Regions from separate parts of the Homo sapiens genome. Here regions 1 and 2 are each linked to region 3. A link is a contact called in ENCODE Hi-C data. All regions are on one chromosome and are shown on one strand. Each heading gives the region's core, a stretch centred on a gene start or an enhancer-like site at or near the end of the contact. The rest is flanking DNA. Distances are from core to core; before and after follow the strand shown.

Evidence for each region. Hi-C counts contacts between places; a loop is a spot of excess contacts on that map. Pooled maps may share reads with other maps.
Region 1: a pooled map shows a loop between it and region 3 (5-fold over the local background). The contact joins the enhancer-like site here to the promoter of ZRANB3 in region 3. A Hi-C loop is called at or near these places in 2 of 50 pooled maps.
Region 2: a pooled map shows a loop between it and region 3 (4-fold over the local background). The contact joins the enhancer-like site here to the promoter of ZRANB3 in region 3. A Hi-C loop is called at or near these places in 5 of 168 maps with a recorded cell type or tissue (CD4-positive, alpha-beta T cell, CD4-positive, alpha-beta memory T cell, CD8-positive, alpha-beta T cell and 2 more) and 6 of 50 pooled maps.

Annotation. Positions count from the first base shown.
Region 1 is chr2:134,217,497-134,220,934 of GRCh38, forward strand. It overlaps a transcript of MGAT5 not described here. Among named protein-coding and RNA genes, the nearest start is that of MGAT5, 35 kb to the right of the region's middle. RefSeq lists a silencer at 480-549 and an enhancer at 1,454-1,523. Within about 2 kb of position 1,940, at least 11 of the 41 ENCODE cell types and tissues checked have a DNase peak (open chromatin) inside an H3K27ac peak, as active enhancers do.
Region 2 is chr2:134,135,646-134,138,921 of GRCh38, forward strand. It overlaps a transcript of MGAT5 not described here. Among named protein-coding and RNA genes, the nearest start is that of MIR3679, 10 kb to the left of the region's middle. Within about 2 kb of position 1,671, at least 17 of the 41 ENCODE cell types and tissues checked have a DNase peak (open chromatin) inside an H3K27ac peak, as active enhancers do.
Region 3 is chr2:135,529,210-135,532,979 of GRCh38, forward strand. ZRANB3 (zinc finger RANBP2-type containing 3) reads right to left here and starts at 2,009. Exons shown (of 21, transcript NM_032143.4): 1 at 1,918-2,009. R3HDM1 (R3H domain containing 1) reads left to right here and starts at 2,275. Exons shown (of 27, transcript NM_001378107.1): 1 at 2,275-2,424. RefSeq lists enhancers at 1,322-1,401, 1,752-2,021, 1,990-2,284 and a silencer at 2,252-2,441.

The DNA.
Region 1 (3,438 bases), core at 690-3,189, 1.3 Mb before region 3:
TGAAAGCCACCGTCAAGAGGAAATACATCATGGAAAGACACTGCATTGGCTGCCAGTGCAGCAATTAACCTCAGTAGGAACATTCATTAAAGTCCTTCATTTAAGAAGTATGATTGACTTTGGGTGATTTCCCAAATAGATGGCTGTAAATAAGGTTGGTTTTGTTACCTGGGCTTTTTCATTTTAGAAGACAAGCCCTGGGGCTCACCTCCTGCTGTGGATTTCTGACTTACAGTTAGAAAAAATAAGACTGGGCTCTTATTTGGTCCTCTTCTGAGAGAAAAGGACTGTTTAGTTCCACCAGATGAGTCCCTGAGGGCAGAAGACCATGTCTTTTGTATGCTAGATGTGAGTACAGTACTAGATGTTTAAAGATGTTCTTATGCCTTGCCCTTTCCTTAAAGGATTTGACATCTTCACCAAAAATTGAGATTCTTTGAGAGCTGGTTCATGTGACAGATGATGTACATAGGGGGAGAATAAGACAGGTGATTAATAAACACTGCTGTTACTATTACTGGCTGGCAGAAGGTGTCAGTGGAAATGAGAAGCAGGTTCTTGGTCCTACTCTTCCACTTTCCTTTTCAAGAAAGCTTAAGTGAGTCACAGTGGTATAGATGAGGGTGATGATGAATCTACACTAACTTAATCACTTGCAAAATTCAGAAATACTTTGTGCAAATGCCCCCACAGCAGATCTTGATGTATCTCGACTTGTTGCAACACCATGTTTAAGAACTGTGGTTCTCAGTCTGACACAGAACAAAGACTCATAACCCCAGCCTCCTAGGAACTTCACTATCATAAATTAGGCTGTTCATTAATTCAACGTATCAGTTAACTGTTACCACATGACACCCTGTCCCAAAACTTAATGGCTTAAAACAGTAAGCCTTCATTGGTGTTCACTAGTCTGTGGGTGAGTTGGGTCGTTCTTTTAGTCTTAGCTGGGTTCACTACTGATGCAGGGGGCAGGGTGAGGGGTCAGGCTGCTGGTCTCAGCTGGGCTTTCTTATGTATTTGAGGGGTAGGCTGGCTGGATCTGGTCTAGGATGGGTTCCACGGGGCTCCCTTCCACATGGTCTGCCGTCCTGTGGCAGGCTAGCCCAGGCCATCTGCTTGGTTCTAAGAAGGAAGTAGAAGCATGCAGTACCTTTGGAGGCCCAGGTTGGGACCTGGTGTACTGTGACTTCTGCATTTTATCAGCCAAAGCAAGGTGCAAGACTAGCCCAGATTCAAAGGGTAAGGATATAGACTTGTTGATGGGAGTTGCTGTTGAGTCTTATTGCAAGGGGAATGGGATACAGGGAGACTCTTAATTGGGACTATTCATTCGATTAGCCTGCCACATCCTTTCTTTTATTCATTGATTCTGTTATACTTCACGTGGTTCCTTAAGCAATGCTTCATTCTGTTGTTCCATTCTTTACTAATTAAAACTTCTTAAAGGCTGTGTATCATTTACTGTCCATAGTCTCTGGGAAAGCCACAGAGATGAGTAAGATCCCAGTCCTACTTTGCAGAAGTTGATAAGCAAAGGGCCAGGGGAGATGGACATGTCAGTGGCCAGTAATTAGAGAATTTGAGGAAGCCCAGGGAGGTGTGAGTGCGGTGGAGTGGGCTGGGAACCCAGAGGAAGTAGCAGCGAGCCACCTGTCGGGGTGCAGCGGCTTCATCAAGGAGGAGCTCAGTCACCCAGGAGCAGGAAATGGCTGAGCGAGAAAGCAAGAAGAGAGCACATGTGGCAGGTGCAGAGGGGCCCAAGGTGGGCAACAAGGCTTGTGTAGCTGCTTCTGCAGTGCACAGTTTACTGTAGGGGTGGGAGTGGCAGGAGACAAGGCTGGAAAAGCCCACCTGGGCCAGGTGGGAAAACCTGCTGTGAGAGCTAAGGGGCTCAGATGTTTTTGATGGCTAAGAAGGAAGTTAACAGGATTCTTCTCTCTCCCATGCCGGTGACTCATCTACTTTAACGAACAGACAGTTCAATTATTGCACCCTAATGCTTTTTCCTCACCAGAATGAGGAAGCCGGGATAGTATAGTTGTGTGAATTCCAAACTGTCCTGAGGTGCCCCGGAGTGCCACAGCAAAGTCACAAGGCTGGCATGGGATATTTTAAAACTTTGAGGAAACACAGAGAGACATCTGTCAGGCACCACTTAACCATCACTACTAAGTTGTTGGGACCTAACTACTCAGTAAATGGAGCTTTTATGAGTTCTTTTAGGAGATCCTGAAAAAATTACGGAATCACAAAAACACAGTAAAGTGGGAGTGTTTGAATTTGGGAACTTCTGGTGAAGTTGTTAGGAGTATTGGTTTCAAATCTTGTTCCTGCCTCCTGTCCCTTGAGCGAGAGAGTTACTTTCTTGAACTTTCTTGACCTGTTTCCTCTGTGAAGTGGAGATGGCACTACTCCCTTACTTGGTTGAGTTATTGAGAGGAACAACTGAATTCATAGGAGTAAAGGAATTTAAATGGAGCTTGGCACAGCATAAATACTAATATTAGCATTATTAAGTAATGCCACAGTACCTGGGCTGTTGCAAGTTCATTATCTTGTGAAGGCAGCAAATGCATGACATACGTACCCCTGTTCTTGGAAGGAGGACCAGCAGAGTAGTTGAGGAGGCTCAGAATGGTAAGTAGGACTTTATATTCTGCATGAAATTACAGTGTAATAGTGTTGCATAGCTGTATGCTCTTCGATGGAAAACTAGTTCTTCGCCAGCCTCTCATTTCAGGAGACTGCATTTCCAAATGCAGCTCTAGTTTCAGAGTAGTGTCCTTGGGCACATTCACTCCGTTTTTCTTTCCCATGTATCCCCCACCCCGACCAAATGAAATGACCTGTCTCTGCCATAAATGGCTCAGATAAAAGGCACACAAGATGGTGTCTCTGCCTTGTTTCCTGCACTAATGGAAAGGAGCAGGATGGCCCAATAATAGTTGTTGGGGTTGGTGGGGGGATGTCTCCCGCCAGTGCCAGGAAATCTGCTCCACACACCAGGAAGGCTTCAGTCTGTAATTAAGAGCTGATTTGTGATGGCTTAGCCAGCCCATTGTGCCCCATCTACATTTGGTCTCCTCTCTGTTTTCCTTAAGAGGGCCTCAGATTACACTGGGTTAGATTTTCTGTCCTTAGTGCGTATGTGTATGTGTATGCACGCTGCTGCTGTTTTTTGCTTTCTGTAGCAGGGATCAGCCTTCTCCCCTCCTCACCCTCCTCTTTCCTTTGCTCTAGTCTGTGTGCTCGCTCTTGTCCAGGGAACTTCCTTTTTTATCTTCACGTATGTTACTGACTCCTCACTCTGACTTATAGCAGGCAGTTAGCTGTGGCCTCATTGCTCATTCTGATGGTGTTCTTTTTGGATTCTGCCAAATCTCTTTCGCATTTGTTTTTCACCTCAGTACTCCACGCTGTCAGCAGTTCAGCAAG
Region 2 (3,276 bases), core at 421-2,920, 1.4 Mb before region 3:
CGCGCCACTGCACTCTAGCCTGGCAACAGAGTGAGACTCCATCTCAAAAAAAAAAAAAAAAAAAAAAAAGAAACCTTGGCCCACATGTGGGGTATAGCAGAAATAGAGATATTGGTCCCATAGTGCTCCTCCCCGAGCCACAGCCATGGGTGGTGGACTGTCCTTGTTGTACAACCTCCACCCTCCCATGCATACAGGTAGTTTTTGGCTCTTGCTGGGCCATGGCTCCCGTGTAGGTCTCTGCATTATTCTGGAAAAACTGCAGGAATGGAAGGTAAAATTAGGTTGTCACATGAGTTTCATAACTGCACAAGGTTTCAGGGAAACCTGTGAACTTGCATGGGAAAATATTACACTTTCATTTTCCCTAACTTCTAGCCAAAATTTGGCAATTCTTTCACTTTGGAAGGTTGGACATAAGTCACAGTAGTATTAGTGCTGTTTGTGACTTTGTCACCAATAGAAATCTAATATTTTCATGTCACATTAGAGATGATTAACAGGTGTGTTGAAATACCAGTATTCATCACCACTTTGAAATTACGGTGGTTGTTGCACCTGTTGCTAGATAGTATTATTTAATGTGTTAAGATACAAGCTGCAGGTATTGCCATTTACCAATTAAAAAAAAAATTGGGGGGCCAGACGCGGTGGCTCATGCCTGTAATACCAGCACTTTGGGAGGCCGAGGTGGGCGGACCACTTGAGGCCAGGAGTTTGAGACCAGCATGGCCAACATGGCAAAATCCTGTCTCTTACCAAAAATAAAAAATTAGCTGAGCGTGGTGGCGGGTGCCTGTAATCCCAGCTACTAGGGTGGCTGAGGCAGGAGAATCACTTGAATCCCAGAGGCAAAGGTTGCAGTGAGCTGAGATTGCACCACTGCACTCCAGCCTGGGCAACAGGGTGAGACTCTGTCTCAAAATACATGAATAAATAAAATAAATAAATAAATATAAAAAATATTTTGGTAACAGTATTTCAATATCATTGATTTCCTCTGCAGTCCTGTGTATTTTATTTTATGCATTAAAAAAGTCTTTCTGAGAAGGAGTCCATAGGCTGCCCCTAGTTTGCCAAGGGGTACAGTAGAATTGTGGTGTGTTCTAGACCCTGCACACCCACTGCTCCCCTTTCCCTCCTCTTCATCAAGAGTTGACCTCCTCCTGACTTGGGCTTTCTCCAAGGCTGTCAGGTGCGTTTGTAGAGTGGGTGTGGGCTTATCTCCAACTTTTTATCTTAGACCTGGTCAAAGAATTGAGCTCTATTCTTGGCTCACTGGTTTATCATATCCAGGGAGGCAAGTTTGTCAGAACGTTCCTCTAGCAAGGCCATATCTGTCACTACAAGGTATGTGATTCATTTAAAGCCAAATGTCCTAATTATCTGAATCCTAAACAGAAGTCTGATTTCAGCTTCAGTTTCAGTTTTTCAAGTGGAGAAAACCCACAGACATTCTGCAGGAAAATGCCCTAAATACACATTAACCCCCTGTTTTCCTCTTGGTATGCTTTAAGGTTATATCATCGACAACAGCACTCTAAGAAATAGGTCTCTGCCCAAGAAATATGTTGTGCACATGGTTGCCAGGGGTGTTTTCCTGTTGGCGTATGGCTTTGGACAGAGGGGCATCCCCTAGGAATTGGGGCTTGGCTTGGAGGTAGTCAGCGCCATAGGAATGCACTTCCTCTTGGCTTCCCGCTTGCCACTCAGTGAGTCCAGCCCAGAGGGTGCTCTGCCGCTGCTGTACCTGGATTTCTGAGAGTGGAGTCAGCCCTTTTCTGTTTCTGGAAACTTCTCTTGATAGGAAATGACTCTGTCCACAGAAGAGCTTATTGTACTGCACCTCGTCAGGCTGCAGACTTGAAGTCATTGCTGTGCTGCCATGGGCATCTCTTTCCACTTGTAGCTATATTTAGAGCATGAAAATGCTGAACATTTCCTTCCTGTTTCTTTAGAAGTCAGAGCGGGGAGGGATTTCTTGTATTCAACACAAATCCCTCGGATAACCATATGAAAAGATAATGGGAATAATAATTTTTCGTTCTTTGTTTAAAAAAATATTAACGCTGAAGCTTGGACTAGAATAGTCTCTATTTTTTTTTTCTGCTTCATTTTTCTATGTTATTGGTCAGTTTTATTATTGAGGCAGTTACATTACATTATATTCTTACTGTTTAAAGATAATGTATTTGTATTTAACAAGTTTATCAATGAAGGGATAGCATCTCGCCTTTCTTTTCTTTTTTTTTTTTGCAAATGGAAATAGCAAAGTTATGTTGCTTTCTGAGTCACTGATTGATATTACAGATTTGTGTTCAAGATTGTTGGCACAATTAGGCCTGTTTTTTTTTTTTTTGTTTTGAGACAGAGTCTTGCTCTCTTGCCCAGGCTAGAGGGCAGTGGCGCTGGTCACTGGTCACTGGTCTCAAACTCGTGGGATCAAGTGATCTTCCCACCTCAGCCTCCCAAAGTCCTGGGATTATAGAGGTGAGTCTGACCTAGGCCTAATTTTTAAAGTGAGATACCTAACATAATTTTATTAAGAAGCTGTTCTTCTATCATTGCCCTTTTTTTTTTGGCTTGAGAAAGCAAGAAATTCACCAAATTTACTCGCTAAGAGTTAGTGATTCAGTCTGTAGGATCTCTGACCACTCCCCTCCCCCACTCTGAACCACATTCACTCAGACTGTTTCATATTTTAATCCTACTTTGTGGAGAGCATAAATAAAGTCCAGAAGGTCTAAAGTGTAGGAGTTAAAGTACCCATGTGTGGTCCATCTTCTGGTCAGATGGATGACAGAATTAATTGTGCAGCTGCTGGACACGGATAGATCCCATTACCATTTTATAGACCATATCACAGTAGAAAGTGGAAAATATAGGTCCTGTCTTCAACTTGACAACCAAAAGGTGAGGACCTCACACATGCAGATGAATACTTTCTCTCTGAGAACAGACCTTTTGGGCATGGTAGCTGGTGTACTGGGAATACTGGGTCCTCCTGTTACCGTGTCTTGTGCACACTGTCTAATGTCATGCTTGGGATAACCATGTATATTAGCTTCCCTTATTTTCACCGGACAAACGTGAAACTTATGAGGGAAAGTGAAGTATGTTGTCTGGGGTGACTCACATAATAAGCAAGGTGGTCATATAATTTATCATCCAAATCAGGATGCTTTTGAGAGTGAAGAGGGGTGCTATTGATGATTATGCTGGGATAACAGGCATAAAAGGGGATATATGGTCCCCCTACTGATAAGGTACAGATTG
Region 3 (3,770 bases), core at 759-3,258:
AAATAATAAAGCAAAGAGTTTAAGAATAAAGGGCACACGCATAGGGAGGGAAAAACCCTTTTCTGTAACTTGTATCTTCTTTATTCAATCAGTTTTCCTGGGTACCTTAAATGGAATGTCCAAAAGTATACATACAGTCGCCCTTGAACTCTGAAGGAGGCATAAATCAGGGCCTTACGTGCTAAGATTATTAGGCTGTGGGCTCCATGTGGCCGATGAATAAAGGCATCTTTTTAGTGATGCCTTTATTCATCGGTGTATTATAGTTGGCACCCTGTAGTCACACGTTTTTTGTTTTTGTTTTTGTTTTGAGACGGAGTCTCGCTCTGTCACCCGAGGCTGGAGTGCAGTGGCGCGATCTCGGGTCACTGTAACCACTTCCGAAGTTGAAGCGATTCTCCTGCCTCAGCCTCCCGTGTAGCTGGGACTACAGATCCTACAGATCTCTGCCACCACGTCCGGCTAATGTGTGTGTGTGAGTTTTTAGCAGACACAAGATTTCACCATGTTGCCCAGGCTGGTCTCGAACTCCTGACCTCAAGTAATCCTCCCGCCTCGGCCTCCCAAAGTGCTAGGATTACAGGTCTGAGCCACCGCGCCTGTCTGCCACTCGTTTAATAAATGGTCGTTACTCAAAGAGTGGTGATGGGGCCACTCTTGATTATCAATCCTTCAAACAGAAAAGCCCTTTTCTGTGACTCTTTTCCTTCCAAGCTGACTTTAGAAGTGTGTTTGTGGCCGGGCGCGGTGGCTCACGCCTGTAATCCCAGCACTTTGGGAGGCCAAGGTGGGCGGATCACGAGGTCAGGAGATCGAGACCATCCTGGCCAACATGGTGAAACCCCGTCTCTACTAAAAATACAAAAAATTAGCTGGGCTGAGTGGCGCGCGCCTGTAATCCCAGCTACTCCGGAGGCTGAGACAGGAGAATGGCGTGAATCAGTGAGCCAAGATCCCACCACTGCACTCCAGCCTGGGGACAGAGCAAGACTCCGTCTCAAAAAAAAAAAAAAAAAGTGTGTCTGTAAATGTAGTTCAGAACTTCGGAGCCCTGTCTTTACAGTTCAAACTGACCACGCGAAGACTAAAGGCAGTAGAGGTACTTTCTACAAATTTAGCCGTGCAATCTAATAGCGAGCAGGCCGAGACGCCCGCGATTGAAGGCCGGGGTGGAGAAAGTAATAAGGGCCCTGGAAATTACCCCCATCCCATGTCACCCACTCTTTCTTAAAATGCCATTAAATTCCGTTCAACTTTTTATCTCCCATGCAAGAAACTAGCGACTTGCCAGCCACGCCACTTCCAGCCAGTCACACCTGGCGTATTCGCCGCAGAATCTCCAACTCCCGCCACAGGTTTGGGACGTGTCCGCCCCTAAGCGGAAGTGACGTTCAACGGGACAACGTGAAAGTAGATGAGTTTAAATACGTACTAATAATTTAAAACCCCTATGGTATTTTGAGGAAACTCTTCCGGCTACCCTTCTTCCATCACTTCTCTCCCGTTAGGGTTGCGAAAAGGGCTCTGTACAGCCTCGCGACAACTCGTTCTCCGCCCTAATTTCAAGTCATTCAAAACTCTGTCCCTTTTCATTGGCTGAAGCGGCGGCATGGGTACCTCTCAGGAACTACAATTCCAGCCAAGCACCGCGACAAGTGAACGGAGGAGAAGTTATGAGTAGGGGAAAAGCATGTTGGGAATCGTAGTCCGCTCCAGGCCGAAAAGAGCAATCACCCCGCCCTCCGCCACTGAAGCTGGAGAAACCAGGTGTTCGTTTCAGAACCCGTTAGCGCTAAGGGGAGGAGCCAACCCCTTAAGCAGCATGCCTCACTTCGCCCCACATGGAGGATAATTTTCCTTTACCCCTAAAAAGCACTATAAATACCCACTGAGGAGATCTGGTTGTCTTTTAAATACCTCGAGTCAGTAAAAACTCACGAAACTCCGCACCTCAGGCTCCAACTCGTGGGAAAAGGTAGCTCTTTTACAAGTGGGCAAAATGGCTGTCCTCCTAGTTTTACCATTGGTTGGCTTTTGCGTCCTTCAAGGGCGGTTACTTACCACGGATTGGTTCTTTTTCTCTTGAGGTTGGAGGAAGATTTGGCACGGCTCTCCGCGGCCTGGGAGGAGGTAAAGGGGTGGAGAGAAGACAGTTTTTTTCAAGCTTGATTGGGCAAAACTCATGTCACTCCGGGGACGTACAACCTATGAATAGTCGGCTGCCGCTCAAAGAGAACGAAGAGGCGGGGCTAGTGCGTGGTGGGAAGGGGCGGGATTCTGCCAGCCGCGGCTGCCGCTGGAGCCGGTGTCCGGGCTGGTGATGGGGTTAATTCCCTTTCGTAAGACTCTTACTTGCACCCACCCAGCCCCGCCGTCGCCCCGCCGCGCCGCGCTCCAACCGCCTCCTCCTCCTCAGTAACGCGGGTAAGAGATGCCCTTCCCTCCCCCGTCCAGCTCCCCGGGAATAACGCGCCTTGCTCCCCTCCCCCGCCCGCCAACCGGTAGCGCTAACGGAGAAGGAGGCAGGCAGGGGAGAGATGTGGTGTGTGGAAAGGTGGCCTTCCCCGCCGGGTCGTCGGCGCTTCAGCCAGGGCCTTCTGACGTCCCGCTGCTGCCAGCCCGCCGTTAGGTCGGGTTCCGAGTGAGCCAGGCTCGCCTGGCCCGCGGCTGCGGCTCCGGCTGCAGCTGCAGCCACTGCCTTGTGCCCACCGCCCCCACCCGGGGGCCATGTGAAAAGCAAACCCCTCGAGGCCTAGCGGAGGAGGCAGGGGAAAGGTTTCCGAGTCCCTGCCATGGCTGCTGCTGCTGCCTCCGCGGCTGCTCTTGCAGCCCCAGGGACTCGGGAGCCAGCCACAGCAGGCCTGCCAAGAGCGTGGTACTGCTCTCTCGTGTGGCTGGCGCCGGTGCCCCGGGCTCCCCCGGCCGCCCCACGGCCGCATCCCCTGGCCTTGCACCAAGAGAATTTTCAGCTTCGACCGGTTGGTAAAATGTAGGTACATTTTCCCTGTGGTACCAGAAAAAGCACAATGGGAATATTAAAAAGAAAGTTGAATGACTGTCAGTGCCACGGTCCCCCGGGATCAGATTTACACACGTTTTGATTCCTGAGCCTTAGGCTGCCAACAAATCTTTGTGGGCTTTGAAGTTTTTTGGTGTTTTGTTTTCTTTTGTTGCTGTGACTAGGTGCAAAGGGTGACTCTGTTGAGCTTGTTTTTATAAAGAAACTTAAATTATTGGGACTATCATGCTCCGTGTGTAATTGTCCTGGGATAGTTAAGTAAAAGGTGAAGAAGAGGTGCTTTCCAAATTAGGATTAGTGAACAGCAAATGGTTTTTCTAATAAAATTTTCTAAATATATATATATATATCTTCATGGTTATAGTTTACCTAATTGTAACTGTAAGAAACCTTTTTTAGCTTAAATATCATTGATGACAAAAACTTTTAAATGAAAAGATGATTAAAGTCAAACTGAAAGTCTACCCATTTATAATATGTGAAACAAGATCTTCTAAGTAATAGGATACCAGTCTGACAGGAATAATTGGACACGTCTCAATTTCTAAAAATTTGGCATATTTGGCTATTTTTAGGGCATTCTGTTATGATTTCTTCATCACATTTTGATGGAGTACGCTCGTCTTTTCAAATACCACTCTGCTTTTATGCCTGGAAGAATATGTCTTTAAATCATGGATTCTATAGTCTGTAGTAGACATAACTGTGATCAGAGATAAAATTCTAGGCCCATTTCTGAGGTTTACTTGTT